Regions from separate parts of the Homo sapiens genome. Here region 2 is linked to region 1. The links are chromatin contacts, found by Hi-C or POLR2A ChIA-PET in ENCODE. All regions are on one chromosome and are shown on one strand. The core of a region is the stretch at or near the end of the contact, and the rest is flanking DNA. Distances in the headings are between cores, read along the strand shown. Region 1 has its middle 180 kb from the start of LINC03062. Region 2 has its middle 150 kb from the start of MIR4290.

Region 1 (4,683 bases), core at 1,352-3,851:
AATTTGGTAGTAGGGGCCTTTAAATGCCATTCTTTTGACATAAGGTTGTGCTTACATTTCATGATGGACAAGGAAGGGAGATATTTTTATTACCCTGTTTTACAGGAGAGGAAACTGAGGGTCAGAGTGGTTCAGTGACTTGCTCAAGGGGCACCTCAGAAGCTGTGGATTAAGTATTCCAACCCCGATCTCTGAGCTTGTATGCTCATAACTTTTCATCAACCTAGTGTTTGTGCCTACAGTTCCCTGGGGGTCGTAGTAGAAGAAAGAAGCTGGAAGGGAGGCAGGCCACCCTTTGCGCCACGCTCCCAACCTTGCCTGTCTGTTTAATGTTGGCCTTTCATGATGTTGTTTGAACAGAGACAAGCTTAAAAGCTATGGCTGTGGGCCCTGCTACTGAATGATGTGGGGGTCGGGACCACATCTCTCTCCTAATCTCAAAGTGCAAAGCACTGCCCAGAGCACAAAGTGGGTACCACGTACCTGCTCATAGGGTTGTCATTTAAGCTGAAAATTGGGCAGAGAAAGGATGACATTCTCAGGAACTCACACCTAAAAACCTCGTCAGTGATATGTAGTGGTTTTCAACATGCCCCGAACTCCCTGGCTCTCACTCATGAGAGGTGCAGTCTATCTCCCTGCTGCTCCTTGCATCTGGGCTCCATGACTTGTCTACAAATAGAACATGGTGAGGGCGGGGCACCATGCCAATTTCTGAGCAGGTCCAGACTTTAGGAAAGAACAGCTTCCACATCCTGTCTCCTAGATGTGCTCTTGGAGCCCAGTTTCATGCTGAGGGGAAGCCACAGCTCCCACCAATCCCACCACAGAGAGCAGCAGCTTGCTCGCACCATCCTGGAAGTGGATCTGCCCATCCCGTCTAGTGGACACAGCAGGCAAGGGGCTAGCAGGGAGAGCTGTTCAGGCTGAGTCCTGCCCAAGCTGCAGATTCCTGGGCAAAATAACTGATTAATATTGTTTTAAGCCACTAAAGTTTGGGGTGGTTTGTCACATGGCCATAGATCATCAGAGCAGATGTCACTGGCAACAGAACAGAGAAGTGAGAGGAAAGAAAGGCCGGGGAATTTCCAGCTGTGTCGCTCAGCTCGGCTGCCAGACTCATCACCAGGGACTGGGTGGCTTCGACGGCAGGCAGTCACTTCTCACAGTGCAGGAGGCCGGGGGGCCAGGGTGGGTACCAGCAGATCTGGTGTGTGGTGGGGAGTGGCTTCCTAGCTTGGAGACGGCCATCTCCTCCCAATGCCCCTCTGTACCTGTCTATGACCAAATCTCCCCTTCTTACAGGCAGTCCAGCCAGATTGGCTTACAGCCCACTCTAACAGTCTTGTTTTAACTCAGTTACCTCTGCTAAGACCCTATGTCCAAATAGGGTCACATCCTGAGGTGCTGGAGGTTAGGACTTCAGCAGATCCTTTCTGAGAGGGCACTGTTCGGCCTGTACCACTGGGATGGATGAGGAGTGAGAGCAGCTTTTAGCACTCTCATATGAACGCATAAATAGAGCGCCTCCTAATGTGGCAGGTGCCCCTCTAGGGAGGAGATTTACGAGCTCAGCTTGGCTTGTTTTCTAGAGCCACCTCTCTGAGGGCAGAACCTGCAGCTCACACAGGCCTGGGATCTCCATGGACACGAAGGTGCCCAAGACTGTGACCTCCCTGAGAAGAAACAGGCCCTGCCACTTACCCTGTTGGCATTCTGACATCACAAGACAGCTGACCATTTTATTGAGCACTTAATACACAGTACCTGCTGCAGTGGCTTTACATAGATGCCTGTGTAATCCTTGCAGCAACACTGGACAGAGGGATGAGATTTGATGCCCGTTCTGCCAGCAGGGAGACAGGCACAGTAGGATCCTCTGGCTAATGAGGGACAGGGCCAGGCTGCAAGCCCAGAGGCAGTACAGCTTAGAGACCCTGCCCTTAGCAGCCACACGGTGCTGCCCATGGGGCCTGAGAATGTGCATTTCTAACAATGCTGATATTCCTGATCCAGGGACCCCAGTTAGAACCAGTTGTAACCCCCCATTAAAGTCTCCTTTCTCCATTCTCTCACGTTCAGGACGTTGTTCTTAAATGTCACAACAAGGAAAGCAGGGAAAGCGGACTTTAGGTAAGTCAGCCTCTCTCCAACGCAGTGCTCCCAGGCCATGTCTCCTGGTGGCCGGATGGATGGCTTCCGTGGACACAGGAGCACTCATAGTGAATAATGGCCCCGGCAGAGCAGCGGCTTCCTGAGACTGATGATCTCATCAGCCCAGACATGAAGGGCTGCCCCAGCTTTCCAGGAACTGCTCTTTTCTGCTCACATAAAAATAGCCATTTCTCATAAACTATTTAGTGGGGCTCGGATCACATCAGGAACCATTAGTGAAATGGGAGCTTTGTTGTTGGTTAGAGGAAGTAGATGGAAGGGAAGAATCAAAGCCAAAGTCACATTTCCCTCATTATATTTCAGGGAAAGGAGACATATTAGCTCTTGATCAGCCAGTGTGAACTAAGAGCCCAGCTGGGAGCAGAGAGGATGAGCTGAGTGCAGGGCTGTCTTCTGCCCCTAGCTGGCTGGCACCAGGCTGCAGGCGGGGACTGGAGTGCACAGTACTCCATTCCCCATCACCCCATCAGGCTGAGACCAGCCTGTTCTCTGCCTTCCCTCTGAAATTCTACATTGCAAGCAGGTGATTCTCTGCTCAGTTTAGTCTGGCTGTGGTATCGCCAGAACACCAGTGAGTTTCCCATTTCTACATCCTGTCCTACACGGTGTTCTAAAAGCACTCTGAAAAAAAAAAAAAAAAAAAAAAAAAAAAAGCCTGATCCTCAGCATCGGATTTGCAAGGGGAGCTCCCTAGAAGCTCTAGGACTTACAGCATTGTGTGCTTGCAAATTTGGAAGGTTTTTTAGAAATTAAATGTGGACACATAAATTGCATCAACAGGCTGTGTGTGTGTGCATGCACACACCTCTTACGTGGCTTCTTTTGAAAGGGTTTTCAAGCATTCTTTCCAAATGTTAATGCTGCTATGTCCACTACGCCCAGGCCCCAGCATTCAGGTTTAAAAAATGGATTTCCACTGTTTTATTTGCTTATTTAGACAGGCTTTTTTGTTTCACACTCACACTATGCATGAGCGCCTCTTAAATATAAAAATTTAGTCCACCTCAATCTTTCCCTTTTTTTTTTTCAGGCCCCCAGGAAACAATGTTGCTGAGATCATCCAGGACTCAAATCAGGTAAGGGGTAAAAGGACTCTCAACTCTCCATCTAAAATACATCTAAACTTCATTAGGTGATAATATTTGAGGCTTCTTCCAAGAACTTCAAGCTAATCTTAGGTGTCATCAGAGAATGTGGACATCTTTGCTGAGATGTGAAATGTATGCAAGCCCTTAAACCCACAGTGGTTCCTGCCACATGGTACCACGCTGTTCACTAAGTCTGCGGCAGCCTCCCCTGTAAAGCTGGTGCCTGCTATCAGGTGCTGTGGCAGTTCAAGGAGAGGACCAGCCCTTGTGCACCATCACATCCTGATGCATTAACGCAGGTGGTAGTTCTGCCTTTTGATCTCAAGTCCAAGCAGGAAGGAGGCGTGAGGGCCATGCCTCTCAATGGCGGAGAATACTGAGTGTATTCTTTAGGGTCCACCAGAGAAACAGAACCAGTGGGTGTGTAAACACAGGGAAAGAAGAGCTGGGTCACATGAGTAGGAAGGCTGACACTTCCCCAGATCTGCTGTTTTCAAGGTGGAAATCCCTTCAAACTTCCAGACTGAAGTCTGGCAAGCTTGAGACTCAAGAAATTGATGTTCAGTTTGAGTCCGAAGACAGGGGAAGATCCACGTCTCAGATCATGCAGTCAGGTGGATATTCCCTCTTACTCAGCCATTTTGCTCTCTTTAGGATCTCTGTGAGCTGGATGAGGTCTCGTCCTTGGGGAGGCCCCCTGCTTTACTAAGTCCACCAATTCAAATGCCAGTGTCATCCAGAAACACCCTACGCACATGCCCAGAATAATGTTTGGCTAAATATCTGGGTACCCTGTGGCCCAGCCAAGTTGAAACACGAAATTAACCATCATACAAGGTATGTGAGAGGTCACGGGATGCCCCCAGATGCAATGCCCTGGGCAGGGCTGGGGGGTTCACTGGGCGTCTGAGTGGCAGCAGGATCTACAGGTGGTATACACTCTGCTAAGGGAGCAGCTTCACCTGTCAAAGCTCCTGGCCCCAGGCAGTTCCCAGGAGCTGCAGCCATACCGCCATGGTCACCTTACCCCGGCACAGCCACGTGCATTCAAACTTTCCAGACCATTCCCTCAAGACTGCCCTGGAGCTTGTGTGACCAGGTACTGCTCTGAGCTGTGTTTCCACCTGATGTAGCTGTGGTTCAAGGCAGTGTTGGCTCGTGGGGCTCAGCCACACCTTGGAGGTCAGAGGTCAGCTCCACCAGCCACCTGGCCACCTGCCATCCACATGCCAGGGTAGTTGTACCCCCGTAACCCACACGCTCAGCAGCCACTTCTCCAAATGTGCCAGTCTTAATGGAACACAAAACACTGATGGCCTGGATTGGGCTTGGGAGACTTCTCTGTGACTCTGCATAAATGTATTCCAGCCTCTTACAAGATTTGGAAGGCTTGAGGTTCAAAACATTTTCTCCCTAGTTC
Region 2 (4,683 bases), core at 1,317-3,816, 61 kb before region 1:
CTGTGTGTATCTAATCTCTTCTTCCCAGGATACCAGTCCTATTGAATCAGGGCCCACCGCAATAACTTTATTTTACCTTACCTCTTTAATGGCCCTGTCTCCAAATACACTCACATTCTGAGGTCCTGGGTTCAACGCCAACATATGAATTTGGGGGAACAGAGTTCAGCCCATCCCATCACCCCAACCCTCAGCTGGAGGGCAGCATGTCTACCCATCTAGGAGGTCACCCTGTTTCTATGTGTAAGAAGTCCAGGTGGTTTTTGGGAAACGCCATAGCTCCAGCCTGCAATGGTGCATGGAGCAGGGGCCAAGGCTGCTGATACCCTGGGCTGGCCCCGTCTTCAACTTTAAAGCAACATATTGAGAGGCTCTCTGAACTGTACACCATGTTCTTGGCCACCTGACAAGGGGAGAAATAGGACAAAGAAAGTTGTGTGATGAGGCAGAGGATCTTCACAAGCACAGGGCAAGAGTGGGGTGGGATGGGGGACTGAGCTGATCCCCGGGGGGGATGAGGGAGTGTCACACCTTCCAGACCCTGCACACCATCCTCAGCCTGCTGGGATGGCCTCCTCCCCTCTGGAGCCAACCTATCCTGCACCACTTTCTGGGTACGTCCATGCTCGTGGGGAAAAGGAGCAGATTCTCTGGCCCTTAGGATACCTGAGCTTGTCCTAAGCAGCCAGTTTGGACCTGCACAAGCCTGATTGACTTCAGGATGTAGCCAGACCACAGATGGTGGCCTTCCTTCTTCGCTCTATGTCCTTTCTTATGCACGTGGATCTGAAGCCCTTTGCAGCAATTTTTAAAGGGAAAAACATAATTTTTTAAAAAATGGCATGGAGCAGCTGGGCGCAGTGGCTCACACCTGTAATCTCAGCACTTTGGGAGGCCGAGGTGGGTGGATCACGAGGTCAGGAGATCGAGATGATCCTGGCTAACACGGTGAAACCCTGTCTTTACTAAAAATACAAAAAATTAGCCGGGCGTGGTGGCAGGTGCCTGTAATCCCAGCTACTCGGGAGGCTGAGGCAGGAGAATGGTGTGAACCTGGGAGGCGGAGCTTGCAGTGAGTCGAGATCGCGCCACTGCACTCCAGCCTGGGTGACAGAGCAAGACTCTGTCTCACAAAAAAAAAAAAAAAAAAGGCATGGAGCAATTGACAAGTCAGGATGAGAAGCTGAGAAGGTGTGGAGTGGAGAAGAGAGATGGTGGAGGGCCTTGCAGAGGGTGAGGCACCCCGAGAAGAAGAGGGAGGCCCTTGTGAGTTAAACCCATGTGTCCAGGGACAGGGCTGAGCTGGGAGGGGTGGGGCTCACCCATTTTATTTATTTACTTACTTATTTAGTCTTTTTTAAATTTTACTTTTTTATAAAACTTTTTTTAACTTTTTTCTTTCTTTCTTTCTTTTTTTTTCTTTTTTTTTGAGACGGAGTCTCATTCTGTCACCCAGGCTGGAGGTGCAGTGGCGCAATCTCGGCTCACTGCAAGCTCCACCTCCCGGGTTCACGCCATTCTCCTGCCTCAGCCTCCGGAGTAGCTGGGACCACAGGTGCCCGCCACCACACCAGGCTAATTTTTTTGTATTTTTAGTAGAGACGGGGTTTCACCATGTTAGCCAAGATGGTCTTGATCTCCTGACCTCGTGATCTGCCCGCCTCGGCCTCCCAAAGTGCTGGGATTACAGGCATGAGCCACCGCACCCAGCCTCCTTCTTTCTTTTTTAAGAGACAGTTTCCCTCCATGTTGCCCCTCCTGGCCTCAGGTGATCCTCCCACCTCTGCCTCCTGAGTAGCTCAGCTTACAGGCATGAGCCACCGCACTCGACTAAGGGGGAGTCTGGGCCTTGGGGAGCTGTTGTCCCCCATAGTCCTGTGGACTCCTGCAGATGATGAAGTAGCCAGCTGGAAGGCTTTAGGATAAGAGTTGAGCATGTGCCTGCCCTTCTGCCATCAAAAGCAGGTGTGATGGGGGCCCCAGAGGATACGTTAAACTTCAGCTCCACAGATGGGGGCGGTGCATGGATGCCCTCGTGAGCTGCCAGAGCTGCCTTCTCCTGCCCTCAGCACCCTTGGGACCTGCACAGCTGGCACGCTGGGGGGGTCTGCCATGCAGTAAGGAGGAATCAGGCTTTTGAATAAAGAGGAGAAGGCTAGCTGGCTGCAGTTCCTAAACACGCACCGAGGGCCTCTCAGACCAAGGCAGGAGAACTTCACGGGGTAACTCACATGGCTGCTGACTGCTTTCTGACAGAAAAAGAGTAGGAGAAAAAAAATTAAAGTGAAGAGAAAAAGGACAGAGAAAGAGATCAGTGCGGAAGCTGCCAGGCAGTTTTTCTCTCTGTTTGCAGTTTCTAAGAAGAAGCAGCATTGCAGGGCACACACAGGACTTCTTGGTTGCCGTGGGCACAGACACTCAGCAGGAGCTGGTGAGGAGCTGGCCAGGCCTCGGGGAGCCGCTGCATGGACGCCCGGGGAGCTGGCAAGCCCATGTCCCTCTGGACACAGTGACAGGCCACTCCAGGAGGCCCCCATCTAGATGTTCGTCAGACTTCAACCCCAGAGTAAACCCAAACAAGGCAGGGGTTGAAGGAGGTCACGTCTAAGCCCTAACAGAAACTTGGCAGTCAGCTGTCAGGGAGCGTTTGGCCATGCAAACCAGACTCATGGATTTACACAACAAACAGGACATGCCCAAGCCTGGTTGTTTAGATTGTTCCTGCATTTAGGTTTTAATTGTAGAATTCAGGCCTCCTCCCTGGATGCCCTGAACACAGCCCAGCCTGGGCTGGCTCACACTGCGGGAGCAGATCCTATCACCTTCCTCAGGCTGGGCCTTTGTTAACACTGGTTTTGTAAGCAGCCTGCTTCAGCATCCAAGAGGCACTCAAGGGTCTGCCCAGAGCAGGAGGATGTGCAGTAGGGCTGCTGCTCACCCAGCCCCGTCGCCCAGACCTCTCCACCAGGTGCTTCCCAGAGGGAAGTAGAGTGTTCCTGAGAGACCTGGGCAGAAGGAAGCAGGACTAGTTAGGGCCTGTGTCCCTATGTGTGGACAGAGGGCTGGGCCACACTTGTCCTTTGTGCACTCTGTTCATAATAACTGCTTGCTGAGCATCTGGGACTGCAGGGGATGTGCCTGTGAGAGGCACAGTCCTGGCTCTCGTGACGTTTGCAGCGGGGTGGAAAGGAGCCCAGTGCCAGGCTGGGAATGTCATATTCACAGAAACGGTGACAGCGGCCATGGAAAGTCCAGAGGAGGCCATGCTGAATGGAGCCGTCCCCCGTGTGGATGAGATCCTCCCAAACTGGGCACCTCTGGGCAGCTTTCAGCCCAATCGGTAGAGTTTATTTCCAGTTCAGTGGGGTGCCCCGGTTAACCCACTTTGGGAAGAATCTCCTTGTATTTGGAAAGAGCTGTGCTCATACCTTGAAAGGGGGATTGGACCTCATGAGCTTTCATGAGGGTGCGGGGTCTCCAGGTCCCCCAGAATTCTCCGGACACTTGCTTAATTTACTACCTCAAGGGGCCTCTGAGCAGCACTCAGAGAACTGAGTGCTCAGAGAACCCATTTCTCTGAGTGCAGCACTCAGAGAACCCATTTCACAGATGGAAACGGAGGCTGGACCTGTCCAAGGGTGGCCCAGGGCACAGGTGAGCTGGGAGAGACAAGGTCCTTGGGGCCCATGCTTGGCTCAGCACTGCCCCGAGGAGTCAGGACGGGGCTCCAGAGAGCACACTGGCAGGTCTTCAGCCCGACCCATGATGCCACATCCACGACAGTCAGACCTCCCGACAGCGATGGGCTGGAGAAGAAATAACCTTTTTTACTAGTCTACTTTATGCCTGAGGCTTTATGAGCATTAACTTATTCAATGATCACACCATCCCCATGAGATGGGTAAGGTTAACCTTGGGAAACTGAGCTTTCTAGGAATTAGTAACCTGCTGTCATTACATGGAAAATGACAAATAAGAGAGGGGAACTCAGCCTTCCCTGGGCCCACAGTCCACCCTCTACCCTCATACTGCCTGATGGTGCTCAGAGAACTCTGGCAGGGTTTGTGGTGGTGAGAGGGAGGCCTGGCGTCCCTCCAAAGACTTTGAGACTCTCAAGTGCAGGCCCCCAGACCTGCAGCATCAGGACAGAAATCCAAGACTCCAGCGTGAGCCCCCAGCCTTCCAAGTGAGAAGAGCTGGGAGAGACAGCCCAGCCCAGCAGGTGGAAGCCCTGTGGTGATAGTCCGTCCCCTGGGGAGTGCAGAGCACTGTTGACAGGTTGACCTGGCCAGAGCAGGCCCCATACAAGCCATATCCCCTTCTGCCTCCCGCAACCTTGCTCTGGGCTGTGGATAGAGCCAGGTGGGTCTGGGACCCACTGCAGGAGCCACATGCCCAGAGCAAGTGCAGGCAGGCTGGGTCAGCGCAGGCGGGCAGGAGAAACTGAGAACCAGGTCCTGCCTCAGGCCTGGCCACTGGGGTGGGCTCCAAAACACTCCACCCGGGCAAAGAGGGACAGACGCCGGGCACCTGACCCCAACTGGGGGACATCTGATCACCTCTGCTCTGTACAGTACACAGAGTAGAATGTGGGACAGATAATTCCAGGGAGCTGCCCTTTCTAATTAGGTGGTGAAGTCAGCATGAACTTCAAACAGGGCAAAAATAGGATCCTAAAAATAG

What was found. A loop is a pair of places that touch in the nucleus more often than their neighbours do. ChIA-PET counts read pairs that join two places held with the same protein, here RNA polymerase II (POLR2A). Pooled maps may share reads with other maps.
Region 2: a loop to region 1 is called in a map of cardiac septum, with 2.6 times the contacts of the local background. The contact joins two enhancer-like sites. A Hi-C loop is called at or near these places in 5 of 168 maps with a recorded cell type or tissue (CD8-positive, alpha-beta T cell, Right ventricle myocardium inferior, breast epithelium and 2 more) and 3 of 50 pooled maps. POLR2A ChIA-PET finds 5 or more read pairs at or near these places in 1 of 52 experiments (activated B cell).

Annotation. Positions count from the first base shown.
Region 1 is chr9:89,812,488-89,817,170 of GRCh38, reverse strand. No RefSeq gene overlaps it. Among named protein-coding and RNA genes, the nearest start is that of LINC03062, 180 kb to the right of the region's middle. RefSeq lists enhancers at 960-1,059, 1,110-1,219. Within about 2 kb of position 2,601, at least 3 of the 41 ENCODE cell types and tissues checked have a DNase peak (open chromatin) inside an H3K27ac peak, as active enhancers do.
Region 2 is chr9:89,872,999-89,877,681 of GRCh38, reverse strand. No RefSeq gene overlaps it. Among named protein-coding and RNA genes, the nearest start is that of MIR4290, 150 kb to the left of the region's middle. Within about 2 kb of position 2,566, at least 13 of the 41 ENCODE cell types and tissues checked have a DNase peak (open chromatin) inside an H3K27ac peak, as active enhancers do.